Regions from separate parts of the Homo sapiens genome. Here region 1 is linked to region 2. Evidence: chromatin loops called from intact Hi-C (ENCODE). Cell type or tissue: adrenal gland. All regions are shown on one strand.

The links. Hi-C counts contacts between places; a loop is a spot of excess contacts. Peaks named below come from ENCODE experiments on the same cell type or tissue, not always from the same donor. Only the 100,000 strongest peaks of a DNase experiment are listed, where the experiment ranks them.
Region 1: a loop joins it to region 2, with 3 times the contacts of the local background. A loop is called at or near these places in 38 of 110 quality-filtered maps.

The regions. Positions count from the first base shown.
Region 1 is chr1:206,660,580-206,668,579 of GRCh38, reverse strand. No RefSeq gene overlaps it. Among named protein-coding and RNA genes, the nearest start is that of MAPKAPK2, 20 kb to the left of the region's middle. In adrenal gland, a CTCF peak has its summit at 4,219 (motif pointing right); a DNase peak (open chromatin) is centred at 4,299.
Region 2 is chr1:206,486,544-206,494,543 of GRCh38, reverse strand. IKBKE (inhibitor of nuclear factor kappa B kinase subunit epsilon) reads right to left here. Exons shown (of 22, transcript NM_014002.4): 16 at 6,554-6,630; 17 at 3,686-3,725; 18 at 2,795-2,896; 19 at 1,425-1,521; 20 at 1,166-1,278; 21 at 553-624. It overlaps IKBKE-AS1 (IKBKE antisense RNA 1), which reads left to right. Exons shown (of 2, transcript NR_172918.1): 2 at 1,468-3,428. Among named protein-coding and RNA genes, the nearest start is that of IKBKE-AS1, 7.2 kb to the left of the region's middle. In adrenal gland, a CTCF peak has its summit at 4,282 (motif pointing left); a DNase peak (open chromatin) is centred at 4,261; H3K27ac peaks cover 1,677 bases.

The sequences.
Region 1 (8,000 bases), 170 kb before region 2:
ATTCGGCTTTTGCCTCGGCCACTCACTCCTCCTATCTCCTTATCTTAGCTCACCATCTCAGTTTAGATCTCTCTGCTGAATTTCACACTTTGCCCCAACCCTTCCTTCTTCCTTCAAAACTCTGTCCTGGGCCTCTTTGCAGCACAGGATCCCTTGATTATCAGGACCTCACACTCTGAATTCTACTTCTCCATCCTTGCCCACTTCTCCTCAGTTTCCTTCAATTGCTCTTCTCCCCAACCTCCCTCTAAAGTGTTGAGGTTTTCCAGGGCTCCTCCCTTGACTGTCTTTAGTAATCATTTTATACAATTTCCCAGGCTTCAACTACCAGCTAATCTACACCCGTGACCCCCAAATTTACAAATTCAACCCAAATACTTTTCTTAAACTCATACCCATAGTGGACTTTCACTACTATTTTCAGACAGCTTAAGTTCAATATCTACAGAACTGACTCTATCTACACTGTACACACACACATACACCCTCCTTCATCCTGCCACTCAGAGAAGGTACCACTCTCCATCTGGTTGCCAAAGGCTGATGCTGGTAGTCAACCTTGACTCCTCACTGTCTCTCACCCCCAATAATCAATTACAATTCCAGCTAATGTCACCTCCCCACTGTTCCCTTCTCTCCATTCTCATGCCACTGCCCTGCTTCAGGCAATCACCAGCTTCCATCTGGATTATGGCACCAGCCCCCTGATTGCTTCTGGTCTTCCCCTTTCCAATCCCTTCTCCCAATATCACCCCAATAATTTTTTAAAATGCAGATCTGATCATTTGATTCCAGGGGGCTTAAAAATATTTGAATAGCTCTGCAGAGCCTAGAGAAATGGGCCGAACTCCCTAGAGTACATGGGACTCTTCACAGTCTTGACCCCTAAGTCATGAACACTATTTATATAAACTGTAAGTGTTGTGTAGATTAGATTGAGGAGGGGACAAATGGTGACTGGGATATTAGTTAAGAGACTATTCTAAAATACTATTTTAAAATCTCTGCCATCAGATTTGCAGATTTCATAAGCTCATATTGCCCCAAAGCCTTGAATATTCATAGCACCCAATGAATATTTACTGGTTTGAAATTGAAGTGCATTCCTTTCCTCTGGGTTTTAACTTTTCCAACTACTCCACATGGTAGACAGAGTCATATATCCAACAGGGCACAGACCTTAGCCAGCTCACTTAATTTCCACAAATAATGTACTCCATGCCTTTATCTTAGAATTTGGAGGTGAAAACAAATGTGCCAAGTAATTGGAAGGAAGGGGTGGATGAAAGAGGCATTGTGAATGATTGATAATCCTGGCTATTATTAAAACCTGAGTGCCTATGACAAGCACTGTGAACTCTGTCCCAGGGGAATGTGGCCAAGTTCTTGGATTTGGAAATAGTAAAAGACATGATAGTTTCAGTTTAGTGGGTGAGAGAAGCAGCTTGTGCCAGTGATTATGCACTGGAGGCGGGGGTGGGCGGTGAGGGTGAGGGCACGGGAAGAGAGAAAGGGAACATATAATGTGCATAAGAAAACACAAATCCTGCCAGGCGCAGTGGCTCACACCTGTAATCACAGCACTTTGGGAGGCCGAGGTGGATGACCTGAGGTCAGGAGTTCAAGATCAGCCTGGTCAACATGGCGAAACCCCATCTCTACTAAAAAATACAAAAAAATAGCCGGGCACAGTTGCTCACACCTGTAATCCCAGCACTTTGGGAGGCTGAGGCAGGCAGATCACTTGAGGCCAGGAGTTCGAGACCAGCCTGGCCAACATAGTGAATCCCTGTATCTACTAAATATACAAGAGTTAGCTGGGTGTAGTGGCACACACCTGTAGTCCTAGCTACTGGGGAGGCTGAGGTAGAGAATTGCTTGAACCTGTGGCAGAGGTTGCAGTGAGCTGAGATTGCACCACTACACTCCAGCCTGGGCAACAGAGTGAGACTTTGTCCCAAAAAAAAAAAAAAAAAAAAATGAGCTGGGTGTAATGGCGCACACCTGTAATCCCAGCTACTTGGGAGGCTGAGGTGAGAGAATCGCTTGAACCCAGGAGGCGGAGGTTGCAGTGAGCCAAGATGGCACCACTGTACTCCAGCCTGGGTGACAGAGTGAGACTCCATGTCAAAAAAAAAAAAAAGAGAGAGAGAGAGAAAAGAGAAAAGAAAACACAAATCCATCCAATAAAACAGAAATTGAGGAGGCTCAATTTCAAAATACAAAGAAAGTATCATTTCCCTTTCACATTTTAACAGCATTAGAATCCTAACTTGAAAGGGCTAAGGTTAGAGTTCAGAAAATAGGGAGGATTCTCACTCTTAGGAACTGACAATAAGTGAGGCAATAGGAAAAGGAACTGGCATTTAGAAGAGAAAGTCATTTCTGGAGATGCGTCTGTGAGATTTTCTAGTAGATGGAAGGGAGACAGAACTAACATCATGGAGCTTCTACTACTCTAAGGTAAAGTACCTCATGTACATTGCCTCATTCAAACTGCACACCATAAGGTAAGAATTGTTATTCCTATTTTGTGGCTCAACAACAACAAATGAGCCACCTACTTAGTAAGGAATAGGGCCAGCATGTGAACCCAGATCTTTCTGACCCCAAAGTGCATGTCCTTGTCAATTCATTGTGACTATGAGCAGCCATAAAGTTTCTTTTTCCAGGGATGGCAAATCTATCTGTCCAGATTCATTTATCAAACAAATCTTTATTAAGTGCCCATTATACGTCAGGCCCAGAGCTAAGCTATGGGTCGGCTCTGGTTCTGATTTGGGGAGAGACATTCAGGACCCCTGGAGGCACCCCTCTTGCCAAAGAATTCAGCAACTATAGGAAACCGAGGAAGCCCCAGCCCCCTTCTCTGCTGTATTATCTGATTAATTCTCCTGGAGAAGGAGCCAGAACACAGTAGCCACTACTCTTGTGCCCAGTCTAGGGAGACCAGAAGGAGAGAATGCGTGCAGTTGAAAAGATAATTAGCAGTGGCTTAAGTCATAAAGAAGCTAATAGTTTCTTTATGGTTCTTTAATAGTGGCAGCCCAGTACAGCTTCTGTTGGAGATGATGAAAAAGTTCTAGAGACAGATGATGGTGATAGTTGCACAACATCGTTAATGTACTTAATGCCAATGAATTGTACATGTAAAAATCATTAAAATAGTAACTTTCGTGTTGTATTTTGCCACAATAAAAAAATTGAGGTACACCTAGCAAAACTCTTGAAAATAACTTTTAAACACACAGTGCAACATTGCTCCCAAAGAATTGACCTTTCAGACCATTCAGACAACTCACCTCATTTTTGTTTTTAAGCCAGCAGTACAAAAAGAAAAGAAAAGAAGCTATAGCAAAAGCTCCACTAACTGACCTGTGGAAAGAGAGTCACAAGCATGGGCGAAGTATCTCCCTTAGGGAGAACAAGAATTTGTTCTCTGTCTTGTGTCTCACCAACAAAATCCAGCATCTGATAGACAAAGAGTCACAGTGCATAAAAGAAATGTCCGGTAAGATACCTAAAAATAAATGTCAATAATAAGACTGTTAAGTGGCAACAACAACAAATAGGCTCACGACTCCTCCCTATGTCTTTCCAGCCTGAGTGCCGTAATCACCATGTCATCCCGTCCTCCTCTGGCCATCAGCCTAGGCAGCTGGAAAGGTGACTTCCTGACCAGAATGAAAGAATCCTAGCAGCCACGAGGAGCTGAGCCTTGTGGGGTATCTCAGGACCAGGCATGGGTGACAGTGATGCTGGCTTCTGACAGGGAAGATCACCCTAGCCAGCAATGGAACTAACTGGGTCGTGGGACCAGGAAGCATCCCTCTTTCCTTGTCTGTGATTAGTGGTTCACATTGGATCTCACAGCCTCCTTGGGAGGCAGACAGTGCCTCTAGCATCATCTCCAAATTACAGATATGGAAACAGCTAGGCTTAAATAAAGAAATTCAAACTCAGATTCAGGGCACAGCGCCAATGCTTCCTCCACTGTGCCATGTTGATCCATAAAGTTGAAAGCCTCTGGCTAGGGACCATAACTGCAAACAGGAGAAAAAGAAGGAAGCTAGAAAGAAAAGGAATCACCCTGGACTCACACCGCAGGCTCCCAGTCACCTTTCAGAGACTTGGGGGAGAAATTGCAAGACCAAGTGAGGGCCAAGTAAGCTGCCCCTGTGTAATCTTATCCCGATATTCACCACCAGGGGGGGTAGTTGCTCCACATCGGTGGTCTTTCTGCGGCGCTAAGGAGGTATTTGCTAAGGGTGAGAGACCCTCAGGGCTCTAAGGGGTCTTTTTCTCTCTCCCTTGCCCGAGTGCTGCCTGCATTTGCTTAGCACGCGTCACCCTGTTTTAGATAAGGAAGGCATTGCAGAGATCATCTGGTCCCAGGCAGCTGGCAGTTCCCCCTACTCTTAAGAGCTCCAAAAATAGACTCCAGCACCTCAGTTGGCTGCTATCACAAGGCTGCCGGTGTGGTCTGTTGGCTGCCCACAGCCCTGAAACAGGAGCCGGACTAGGGCGGGTGAGCCCCAGGCGACCCTGCATTCGCCCTTGCGGAGGAAGCAGCGGTTCCTCCTGCCCTAGAGACCCTGCACAGCTGCCCCAGCACCTGCTCCCACGGCACCTGCTCCCACCCTTCTGGCCTCCTCACTGGCCATGCCGGCTCCCCTCCGTGCCCAGTGCCTGAAACCCTTGGCTTGCAAGCCCAAAGGCTGCAGCCCCTTCGTCTGCCTCTTGAGCTCCTTATTCTAAGAAGCAGCCTTGGTAGAGGTGAGCCTGGGCTCACAGAACCCCATTTAGCATCTACTCCCGCCTTCTCTTGTCCCCATGCATCTGCTCGTACTTCATTCCACCTGGCATCCTTGGAGGAATGGCTAATTAAATGGAAAAGAGCTGGCCTATTTTTTGGTGTTTTTCAGCTTAGACCTGGGGGAATTGTCACAAAATGTGGAACGAGCCCTGGGGAAACTGACAAGCTCTGGGGTTGGCTGGTTCCTCTAGGATTGGCAGTTCCTGAGTCCCACAGACTGGCTGTTCCACTTAAGGTTTCATCTCATTCTCTCGGTCGTCAAATTTGGGAATGGGGTAAAAACTGGAGGAAGGGGAAATGTCCTCCTGGGTGTTCAACCCACATTGTCCTAGAAGAGGAAATAAGCTCATTTATTTGGCCCCGTTCTTTAGTTGCAAAATCAGGATGGTAACAGATTTCAAATAACAACTGTTCTCTGGAGAAAGATGGGGATGGGGAGGTGAGGAGGTGGGATGTGGGGTGGGGCCCCGAGAGGAGCAGAGGAACAGATCCCTGTCTCAGGTCCTATTGCTTGCATTTGAACAGTGCCATCTCCTCCTAGAAAATTGCCTTTCCAAAAAGAAGCTCATTGTGTCCCTCCCTTGCATTAGAACATCTTTGGTTCCTTATTTGTCTGCTTAACTGGTGAACTCCTTAACTGGAGCTATAATATCCCTTTAAACCATCCCACAGCTTTTCCACTAGACTCAATTACTGCCATCCTAGGCTCTGGCCACCCTTAATTTTTCACCATCCTTTCTCACCTTCTTGCTGTTTCCACACATTTCAAGTCCTCTGCCAGGAATTCCCTCCTCTGCCTAGCAAGTCCTACTCATTAATGGAGTTGCAGTGCAAATATTACCTCTCTGAAGCCTTTTTTTAACACCTCTAGGAATGAGTCACTCTCTCCACTGCATTTTCCCAGAACTTTACTCGTACCTCCATTACACCTCCTACCAAACACACTTTAATCATTTCTACATATCTCTGTTCTGTTAGAATGTGAGTTCATTGAGAAGAAGAGGTGCTCTGAAGAGGTGTAGCCCAAGTTCCCAGTGCCTTTTACTTATGAGGCCGGTGAATTTTTATTGATGGATTGCTTGATTAATTAGGACATCACTCTTGGAGTTGGAAGACAGCTGTCATTCAGAGAACCCAGCAGGAATGACATTTAGGTAAACTGATCCTTCCCAGGTGAGGTGGACATAATATGTGGAGTCACATGGCTACAGTCACATGGGGATCTTTAACCATGCCTATTATGTAAAATCTCAGGGATGGAAGATCTGAAACTTGACCTTGGGGTGGATCATGTTGCTGAATGACATTCTGCTACAGTGAAGGAAAGTACTCCCAGCGCTCTGCTCACCTGTCCTCCAATCCCCTCCTCCACCCCGTCTCACATTCCCACTTCTTCCATGAAGCCTTCCCTGAACACTTCTGCTTCTGTCTCCCAGCTGGACTACCAGGTTGCTGAAAATCCATTTCTGCGTTTTATCCTTGGTACACGGCAAAATGGCTGTGCATGGTTTGTGCTCAAAAAAATGTTTACTGCCGGGTGGGTGCAGTGGCTCACTAATCCCTGCACTTTGGGAGGCCAAGTTGGGAGGATTGCTTGAGGCTAGAAGTTCAAAATCAGCATGAGCAACATAGCAAGACCCCATATCTACCAAAACAAACAAAAAAATTAGCTGGGCATGGTGGTGCGTGCCTGTAGTCTAAAGTAGCTGGGACTACAGGTGCACACCACCATGCCCAGCTAATTTTTGTATTTTTAGTAGAGACGGGGTTTCACCATGTTGGCCAGGATGGTCTCGATCTCTTGACCTTGTGATCCACCCGCCTCAGCCTCCCAAAGTGCTGGGATTACAGGCATGAGCCACTGCGCCTGGCCGTAAAGAAAAAAAAAATTAAAGTTTCTTGATGCTGATGAAATTGCCTGCTTAGGAGCATAGAGATTTGCTATATATACTCTTCGCCCCTCTGGATCCACTCTCCACCCTTCTACACTGTGCTCTGTGTGCCACGAGGATGGCATTTTTTTTTTTTTTTTTTTTTTTTTAGTGATGGGGATCTCACTATGTTGCCCAGGCTGGTCTTGAACTCATGGGCTCAAGTGATCCTCCCACCTTGGCCTCCCAAAGTGCTGGGACCGCAGGTGTGAGCCACCGCACCTGGCCAAGGATGGCATTTTTTGACTATGCCAACCAGACGTGGCTTCCGATTAAGTTAGGCCAATGGGAGGCACAGGAGTAAGATAAGCTGGCACTAGGATGAGGCCAGCACATTTATTCCCGTGATTTCTCCCCACTCTCCAGAGGTTGCAGTGCCTGCCATCCTCTACCAAAAGCCACAGCTTCTGTCAGGCAGGCAGCTCTCTCCTACAACCTCATCCACCGCTATTGCTCGCTAAGATTCCAGCAACCACTCCCTTCCTTCTGCCCCATGTGGCTATCCTGGGTGTACTTCACTGTCCCTTAGTAGTTTCCCGAAACCCTGCCCACATTTTATAAATGGTGTCTTCTTTCGACTACCCAGTTATCCTACCTTGAGGGGGATTAGATACAGTACCCTCAGGAATGTCTCTGACCCCCACATCTAGCTCCATGTTGTCAGGGCTCCCCAGATGCCTGCTTGACATTGGTGCATTGATCCCAACCTGGCTCAGAATCACATTTGTTGATTATATTCCAGGAAGTCAGATGCTTCTGCATATAGCCCAGTTCCACCTTGATTTCTTAAATTTCCCAACCAGAGAAAATGGGCATTTGTCCCCAGTGTTAGGATTAATCTCCATGGAGTCTGGAGTTCCAGAATAGTCCTTGAAATTACAAATTATACTGGTTTCCCTCCCTATATGTCCACTGTTTTTCTAGACCAATTAGATATGTAAACTTGTAGTTGGTTTTTTACAGAGGAGGGACAATTTCTCTCTTGAAAAAATTCTATTGGCCGGGTATGGTGGCTTATGCCTGTAATCCCAGCACTTTGGGAGGCAAAGGCAGGCAGATCACTTGAGGTCAGGAGTTCGAGACCAGCCTGGCCCACATGGTGAAACCCCGTCTCTACTAAAAATACAAAAAATAAGCCAGGCGTGGTGGTGCATGCTTGAATCCCAGCTATTTGGGAGGCTGAGGCAGGAGAATCTTTGAACCCGGGAGGCAGAGGTCACAGTGAGCCAAGATCATACCATTGTACTCCAGCC
Region 2 (8,000 bases):
TGTTGCGTTCCCACACCAACCTCTCATGACCCCTCAGCACCCCAAGGAGGGGAGTCAAATCAGGAGATGATCCTGCAGCCCCGGGCTGGCCCATGAGCATTGGCAGGAGGGACGGGAGCCCCACAAGGCCAGAGAAACACCGGCCTTGGGCATCGTATCCAAGGTGTCTGCGCTGTGGCTTCCTGGGGTAGCACATGGGGATGAAAACAGCACCTATCCTGAGGATGGCTGTGATTCAAGGAGGCATCTGGGGCAGCTTGAGCACAGAGTACATATGGAGTGCAGAGCTGGACACAGGCACAAACCCCATGCCTCCAGGCCCCCATCTCCCTGACAGCATGGAGGCTCACATTTTAAAGGCTGTAAGTGAACCCTACACCTCCTGAGGATGTCAACTCATTTGTGGAAAATGCCTAAGCTTCAACAGGGCTTCTTCGAAAATGGACACGTGTCATCAAACCTGCATGGGCAGGCTTGGGGACTCTTCACCACCCCCAGGCAAGGGTAGCTTGAAGACCCGGCCCTGACCTACACAAGGTGAAAGCTCCTTACCGTTCGATGATGCGGTTGTTGTCCAGGAGGTCAGATGCCAGCAGCTTCATCCCCTCGCAGAGCTCTTGCATGCTGCCCAAGGCAGAGGCAGGAGAGGCGGCTGAGGCTGGAAGTTGCCCTGCCCAGACCCTTTTCCTGGGAGGCCCACCCTCCTCTGCAGCCCCACCAAAGAAGCCTCTTTATTCTTTTTTGTTTGCTTATTTGAGACGGAGTCTTGCTCCTTTGCCCAGGCTGGAGTGCAGTGGCATAATCTTGGCTCACTGCAACCTCTGCCTCCTGGATTCAAGCAATTCTTATGCCTCAGCCTCCCAAGTAGCTGAGATTACAGGTGCCTGCCACCACACCCGGCTAAATTTTGTATTTTTACCAGAGATGGGGTTTCACCATGTTTGGCAGGTTGGTCTCCAACTTCTGGCCTCAAGTTGATCCGCTCACCTTGGCCTCTCAAAGTGCTGGGATTACAGGTGTGAGCCACCGCACCCAGCTAGTCTCTTTAATCTTGCCTCCTAGGCCTGGCATGACGCCAAACCCCTCAGGCTCTAACCTCAGCATACTCTGCTCCCTGCAACCCCCTTCCACACAGATACACAACCGCTTTCTCCCCAGCACTTACTGGAGAAGCAGGTCCTTTCGTGTAGGGCTGGGGTAAGGAGCTATGGGAGGCGGCGAGGCCTGAGCCCCCTTTGCTCGGTCCTGAAGGAGCTGGTGAGATAGCTCTTCCAGGAGCTGCAGGGAAGCCATACTTTGGTCAGCAATTAGTAGCCAGCTTATGTGTGGCTGGGTAGGGGGAGTGCTGGAGGAGGGGAAGACATGGGTAACAAGCGCCCCAGCCTGCATCCCCAGAGCACCTAGAATCCTTCTGCCATGCCCACCTTGCTGAGACTCTCCTGGACCCCCTGGGCTTCTGTGTTACAGGCAGCCACAGAACAGCCAACCAGGCGCAGGTGGTTCCTGGTCTCGTGCACCACCCTCAAGAGAACACACAGAGACTTAGAATTAGAGCAGGACTCAGCCCATTCCCCAGGGCTCGCCTAGCTGCCATCGGATCCACACATGGACACAGGTGGGTCCCGGGTATTTGCCTCCCTCGCTGCCTCTGCCCTGCCAGCTGTGCCCTCCACGCTTGCCCGCCCCACTGCAATAATGCAGAAGCACACAGCTGGCTGAGGCTGGGAGGCCCCCTTCAGAGCCGTAGTGTGGAGCACCAACAACATGCATGTGGCTGGGGCTGGGTGACGCATGCCACCTATGGTGAGCGTGGCACCAGTCAGGCTGCAGAGAGGCAGAGGATAGCCCACACCAGGGCTCTCAGTGTGGGGAACTGCCCACGCTCTCATTTCCAGTGTGAATTCTCTTCTATCTCTAAGTGGAGTGAAGGAACAGGAACATTTTCCCCAAGGCCCAGAGCTGTTAAATCAGGGGTTGGAGGTCAGCCCTCGCCACACATTAGAATCACCTGGAGAAGCTGTACTACACTGACATCCAAGCCCTGCTCCAGAGCAATTACACCAGAATGTGTGGTGGGTTGGAGTAGAAGAAGCAGGCATTGGTATTCTGATATGAGGACGGGTGAGTGCCAAGGTCTCAGCCCCATAACAAGGTGAGGTCCTACAGGCCTCAGAATGTGGTAGCACGTGGGAAATTGTCCTCTCTTCTCAGGAGGGGCCAGTGTTCACACAGGCAGGGGATGGAGAGTGGGCCTGATCTGAGAAGGCGGAACCCAAAACTCCTGAAGGGGACAGTGTGACAGAAGGTTCTACTTAAGGGCCACTGCCACTGTCCTTATCCCAGGGGCACCTAGTGTTCTCCTAAAGGAGACTTCTCAATATAACCAGGTGGAACGGTAGAAAGAATCCAGATTTGATTTGATTTTACCCCTCAAAAGCCCTGAAGAATCTAGATTGTAGAGGCAGGCAGAGCCACATACGAGTCTTGGGTCTGCCACTTACTAGCCATGTGATGTGCAGAGGAGACCTGTTCTCAGAGCCTCAGTTTCCTCACCTAGGAAATAGGGTGATGATATCTACTGTATAGGGCAGGTGTTGTAGGAGTAAATAAGCTGAGCTACAGAAATCTCCCAGCCAACTGCCTGGTCCACCCAGGGACAGAAAACCACTCCTCTGCTCACACCCCTTCACTCACTCCTCCCTCTGCCTCAGGGCTCCACAAAGCCCTGGGTCCTCTGAAGCCTAGAAGGGCCAGGCCAGGCCCTGGGCTCCAGGAGCTCAGGAGGGGCTGTTACCTCATCCTCTTGCCGTGTGTGACTAAGGACGCTTGATACTTCTGCACGCACTCCTCCTGGAACACCTGCAGGAGTCTTTTGGCTAAATGACTGAAATTCACCCTAGAACGACAGAGAACCAAGGTGCAGATGAGCTGCCAGAACCACTATGCACAAGCCCACCATCCCTCAGTCTCCGTCAGTCTCCGTCACCACCTTGTCGTAAGTGCCCAAGCCCTGCGTCCACAGCAGGGCTATGTCTCTGGGAAAGGAGGAAGGACGGTCACACACTTGGATTGTGAAGGTTGCAGTGGCCAGCAAAGCCCACATCAACAGGGAGACGTGGGAGACACACAGGGGGTCCTCAGGGAACACACATGTGCTCAAGCTTAGTCCTCAGGAAAGGGAAGGGAAAGTGAGGCAGCCGTGGAAAGAAGGTGTGTGAGTGCGTGTGTGTGTGAGACAAAAAGGGGTCGGGGTGCTTGTAGAACTGGGGGAGTGAGTTCCCAGATAACCATTAAATCAGGGAGGGCCTCCTGGACGTGAGTGTGTCCGGGAAACATGGGAGACAGAGGAGCGGGGGGAGGCAGGGAAGGTTCAGGCAGAGGGCAGAAGCAGGAAGTGGTAAGTGGTGCATCAGTGAGGACAACTAGAGAAAAAAAAAGCCTGCAAACAGTCTTGTCCATACCAGAAGTAAATCCAGTTACTTCAAGATTGCATCTGAGAAGTCTCCCTCCAACTAAGCTATGCATACTCCCTCCCCTGGCCCCAGATAACCTGTTATCCCCAACTCTGCTCAGCTGCAGTCCGGGACAGGGCCCTTCACTGCCTCTCCTCTGGCGTTGAGAATCGCTCTGCCCTGAGGACACCCACCCTCCTGCCCACCCACCTGCCGGAGGACAGGCCACTCACTTATCCAGCTTGTGAATCTGCTCCTCGTTGTAGCCAAGCCCTGGAGGAAACAGACAGAACAGATGTCACCTATTCAATCAGTCAACGAAACAGTGTGCAGCAAAGGTCGAGAGACAGTTAAAAGATGAAGACGGCCCAGCCTGTGCTGCTTCACGGGAACTCACCGCCCAGCGGAGCAGGAGGGGCAGAGGAGTGAAGCTAGCACCGGAATAGCTGATTAGGACAAAGCCAGGGCCTCAAGAAGCCATGGGGAAATTGTGTGAGGGCCCCAGGGGAAGGCAGCCTGCAGTGCAGGGCCGGGGTGGGGACGTGGGGGATGCTTCAGGTGGGAGTTGGTGGATGAAGTGGGCTTAGAAGGAGGCTCGGTCAACCATAGCCCCTTATCCAGCACCCTCCCAGAGTGACTGATGCCTGCAGCTGGGTGGTCCCATCCCTGAATGTTCATGGGCGCTACCTGCAACGAGCTGGAGAAATCAGGCCACCACCTTCTACCTCCCCGCTCTGCCCAGCCACTTTTGCCAGAAAGGCTGAAGCTTTCATGGCCTTGGCTGCCTCCTGAAGGGCCCTAAGGCTCATGCACTAGGGAGATGCTGCCCCCTCCTGGTCTTCGCAGGAATGGGCCTCCAGGGTGGCGGCAGCCCCAAGATGAAATGATGATGGCGGTTCACTTCGAGGGCCTCCCCATCCCACTCCTCTCATAGCAGAGTCCCCCTCCTGGGCCCTGCACTCGGCCAGCTAAGAGCATGTGTGCAGTCCGAGAGACCTGGGACAAACCTCAGCCCTTCCTCCTGTTGGCAGGCGGCACTAGGCGAGTGATTTCACTTCGCTGAGCCTGTCTCCTTATCCATCACAGGTGCCACTTGGGAGTCCCGTGAGGCTCATGCGAGAGAGCCTGAAGACCACCGGGCATTTTAAAAAATGGTATCTTTCAACACGCTGGGTTTTAACAGTTAGGGGTTCATTTTTAATTTTATTAAAGGACTCTTAAAGACCAATAGAAGTAAAACTCCTTTGAGGCTGTAAAATGGGATAGTTAAAAGCAGCTGGACCTAGATTACTTGGGCTACTTAACCTTTCTGTGTCTTGGTTTTCTCATCTATAAAATGGGGAGGGTAATGATGCCTAGAGGTTTTGTTATTGTTGTTGTTTGAGACAGGGTCTCGCTCTTGCCCTGGCTGGAGTGCTGCAGTGGTGTGATCTTAGCTCACTGCAGTCTCGAACTCCCAGCTCCCAGGCTCAGGTGATCCTCCCACCTCAGCCTCCCAAGTAGTTAGGACTACAGGCGCATGCCCACGTCCAGCTAGTTTTGTTTATTTTTTGTAGAGACGGGGTCTTGCTATGTTGCCCAGGCTGGTCTTGAACTCCTGGGCCCAAGTGATCCTCCCGCTTCAGTTTTCCAAAGTGCTGAGATTACAGACATGAGCCACTGCACACAGCTCCATGTATGTGTGTGTGTGTATATATATATATATATATATATATATATATACACACACACACACACACACACACATATACACACATATATAAAATTTAGTTTCCCAATAGAGATGTGTTATAAATGTTATATATATGTGAATAATATATATATGAATAATATATATATGTGAATAATATATATATGAATTATATATATATATGTGAAATATAAAACAATGAAGTGATGGGAAAGCATCCTGTAGTCCCAGCTAGTCAGGAGCCTGAGATGGGAGGATGGCTTGAGCCCAGGAGGTTGAGGCGACAGTGAGCAGTGATCATGCCATTGTACTCCTGCCTGGGTGACAAAGGCCCTGTCTCAAATATATATATTAGCATGTAATCAATATAAACAGAATTGCTAAGGAAATAAGTTATATATTTATGTGTATATATACACGTGGGATTTTGAAGATAACACAAAAAGAATATAAGGTATTTCCTTAGTGATTTTGTTTATATTGATTACACGCTAAAATGACACTGGATATATTGGGTTGAATAACACATTAAAATTAATTTCACTTGTTTCTTTCTACTTTTTAAAAATTGGCTACTAGAAGACTTAGAATTACATACGTGTCTGGCATTATATTTCTATTGGACAGTGGTTTTTAGATAATCCCAAGGAGAGAAGAGAATTTGGCAATAAAGCCCAAGACCTTCAGCCTACAGATTAGGAAATGCTTGGGGCCTGGGAGAGGAGGGGGAGGTTTGGTTCCTGGTGTGTTAGTTCCCCAACCTGAGGAGTCAACTGGAGCCTCCGCAGGCTCCCTCCAACCCCCTCACCAGCCCTCCCTGGGTCCCACCCTTGCACTACCCCACAATGGCAGTCACTTTGGACAAGCAGCTTCCCACCCCCGAGCCTGTAAATGGGCTGCCCCTGCCACAGCATCCTTGTGAGGATTAATGGATCAAGCAGCCAAAATGCCTGACCCAGTGACTCAAAATGGGACTTCTCCTGACCCCCCCTTTTCTGGAAAACCTGACTGTCTCAGTGTCCCAAGGACACAACGGATAGTGACATTCTATACTTTAAAGTGCCCTGCCAAGGTGCGAGATCTCTTTCCAGGACCACCTCTCCTACAGCACCCAGGTCCCGGCCCACTGGATCCCCCAACCATGTGATCCAAGTCTCTCATGTGGCAACAGGCAGGCATGTAAAGGTTTCATGTCCCCCACTGGCCTGCAGGCAGCTTGCAGACAGGGGCCTTGCCCCTAGAGCAGCTGCACAGAACCATCCGCTTAGTGGGCCTCCAAGAACCACCAGCTGGAGGTTAGCGGCCACTTAGCTGGAGGTTAGTGGCCACTGGTAGCACCAGTGAAAAGGAAGAAAGGCGAAAGAAGGGAGACAGAGGAGAGAGAAGGGGCATCTGCCCTCCCCGGGCTCACCTGGCCTCATCCTAGACTTCTTGAACTGTTTGTAGATGAAGTTCATCTTGTCCAAACAGCACTGAATCTGCTGGATGCTGTGGGCAGGAGACAGGGACCAGGTGTTGGAAGAATCTAATAGCACAGAGGAAAGAGGGAGGGAGGGGAAGGGTGGCAGTGGAATAGGGGAGGAGCCTCACAGCCACAGTTTTGGGGGATCAGTCTGGGAGTGGAGGTGGCTGTCCCGTCTCTAGGCTTATTTGAGACCCCGTACAGTCAGCCAGCCGTCTCTCGTTCTCATGGCTTATTCTTCCTCTCTCACACACATGCACTCGCAGCATGAGTTAAGTAGGAGATAAGAGAGACAGGAAGCCAAGCAGGACGGGCAACAGGAACGTGGCCTTTACTACCTGAGAAGTTGTGAGACTAGGCCCTGGGAAGGAGCCTAGGCCCCTGAAACCTAAGAGCGTGTCTGGCAGTGACAGCTGGGGATAGAGGGGAGCTAAAATCTCTCTCTGGTCAACTGGAAAAAGCAGAAGAATATAGCTTCTTGGTTTACCCAATGTGTGGCACACAGCAGAAACTTAACATAAATAATGAATCAATAATCCTTATTGAAAACAAGAATGAATCAACAGGCCTCGGTCCTGCCCGGAGGCGGAGGAACTGGGGAGATGATCTCCCGAGGACTTTCTTGTTCTGGGGTTGAAGGTCATTATTATTTCTTCCTTCCCCTTTTCAGGCTGGAAACAAACACTTTGTTTGAGAAGTCGGGAGTGTCTGGGAAAAGTTCTTCCTCACCCACAGGCCTATGTAGCTCCACTTCCTCCCTGCAGCACCTCCAAGTGACCCCATCTCTGCTATTTCTGGAGCTTGACTCTGAACAGAGCACAGGCTTGTTCCAGGGCTCTGCCAGCCGAAGGAGCCTGCCCCGCCAGGAACATGAGGGTGGAAGATGAAGTGGCTGGGACAGGCCTCAGATCCACAGCCTTCATCCAAAAGACAAGGCCTGGGATCCACAGCCTTCATCCAAAAGGACAGGGCTCAGATCTGCAGCCTTCATCCAAATGGATGGGGCCTTGATCCTCAGCCTTCATCCAAAAGGACAGGGCCTCAGATCTGCAGCCTTCATCCAAAAGGATGAGGCCTTGATCCTCAGCCTTCATCCAAAAGGACGGGGCCTCGATCCACAGCCTTCATCCAAAAGACAGGGCCTGGGATCCACAGCCTTCATCCAAAAGACAGGGCCTGGGATCCGCAGCCTTCATCCAAAAGGATGGGACCTCGATCCTCAGCCTTCATCCAAAAGGACAGGGCTCAGATCCACAGCCTTCATCCAAAAGACAGAGCCTGGGATCTGCAGCCTTCATCCAAAAGGATGGGGCCTCGATCCTCAGCCTTCATCCAAAAGACAGGGCCTGGGATCCTCAGCCTTCATCCAAAAGGACAGGGCCTCAGATCTGCAGCC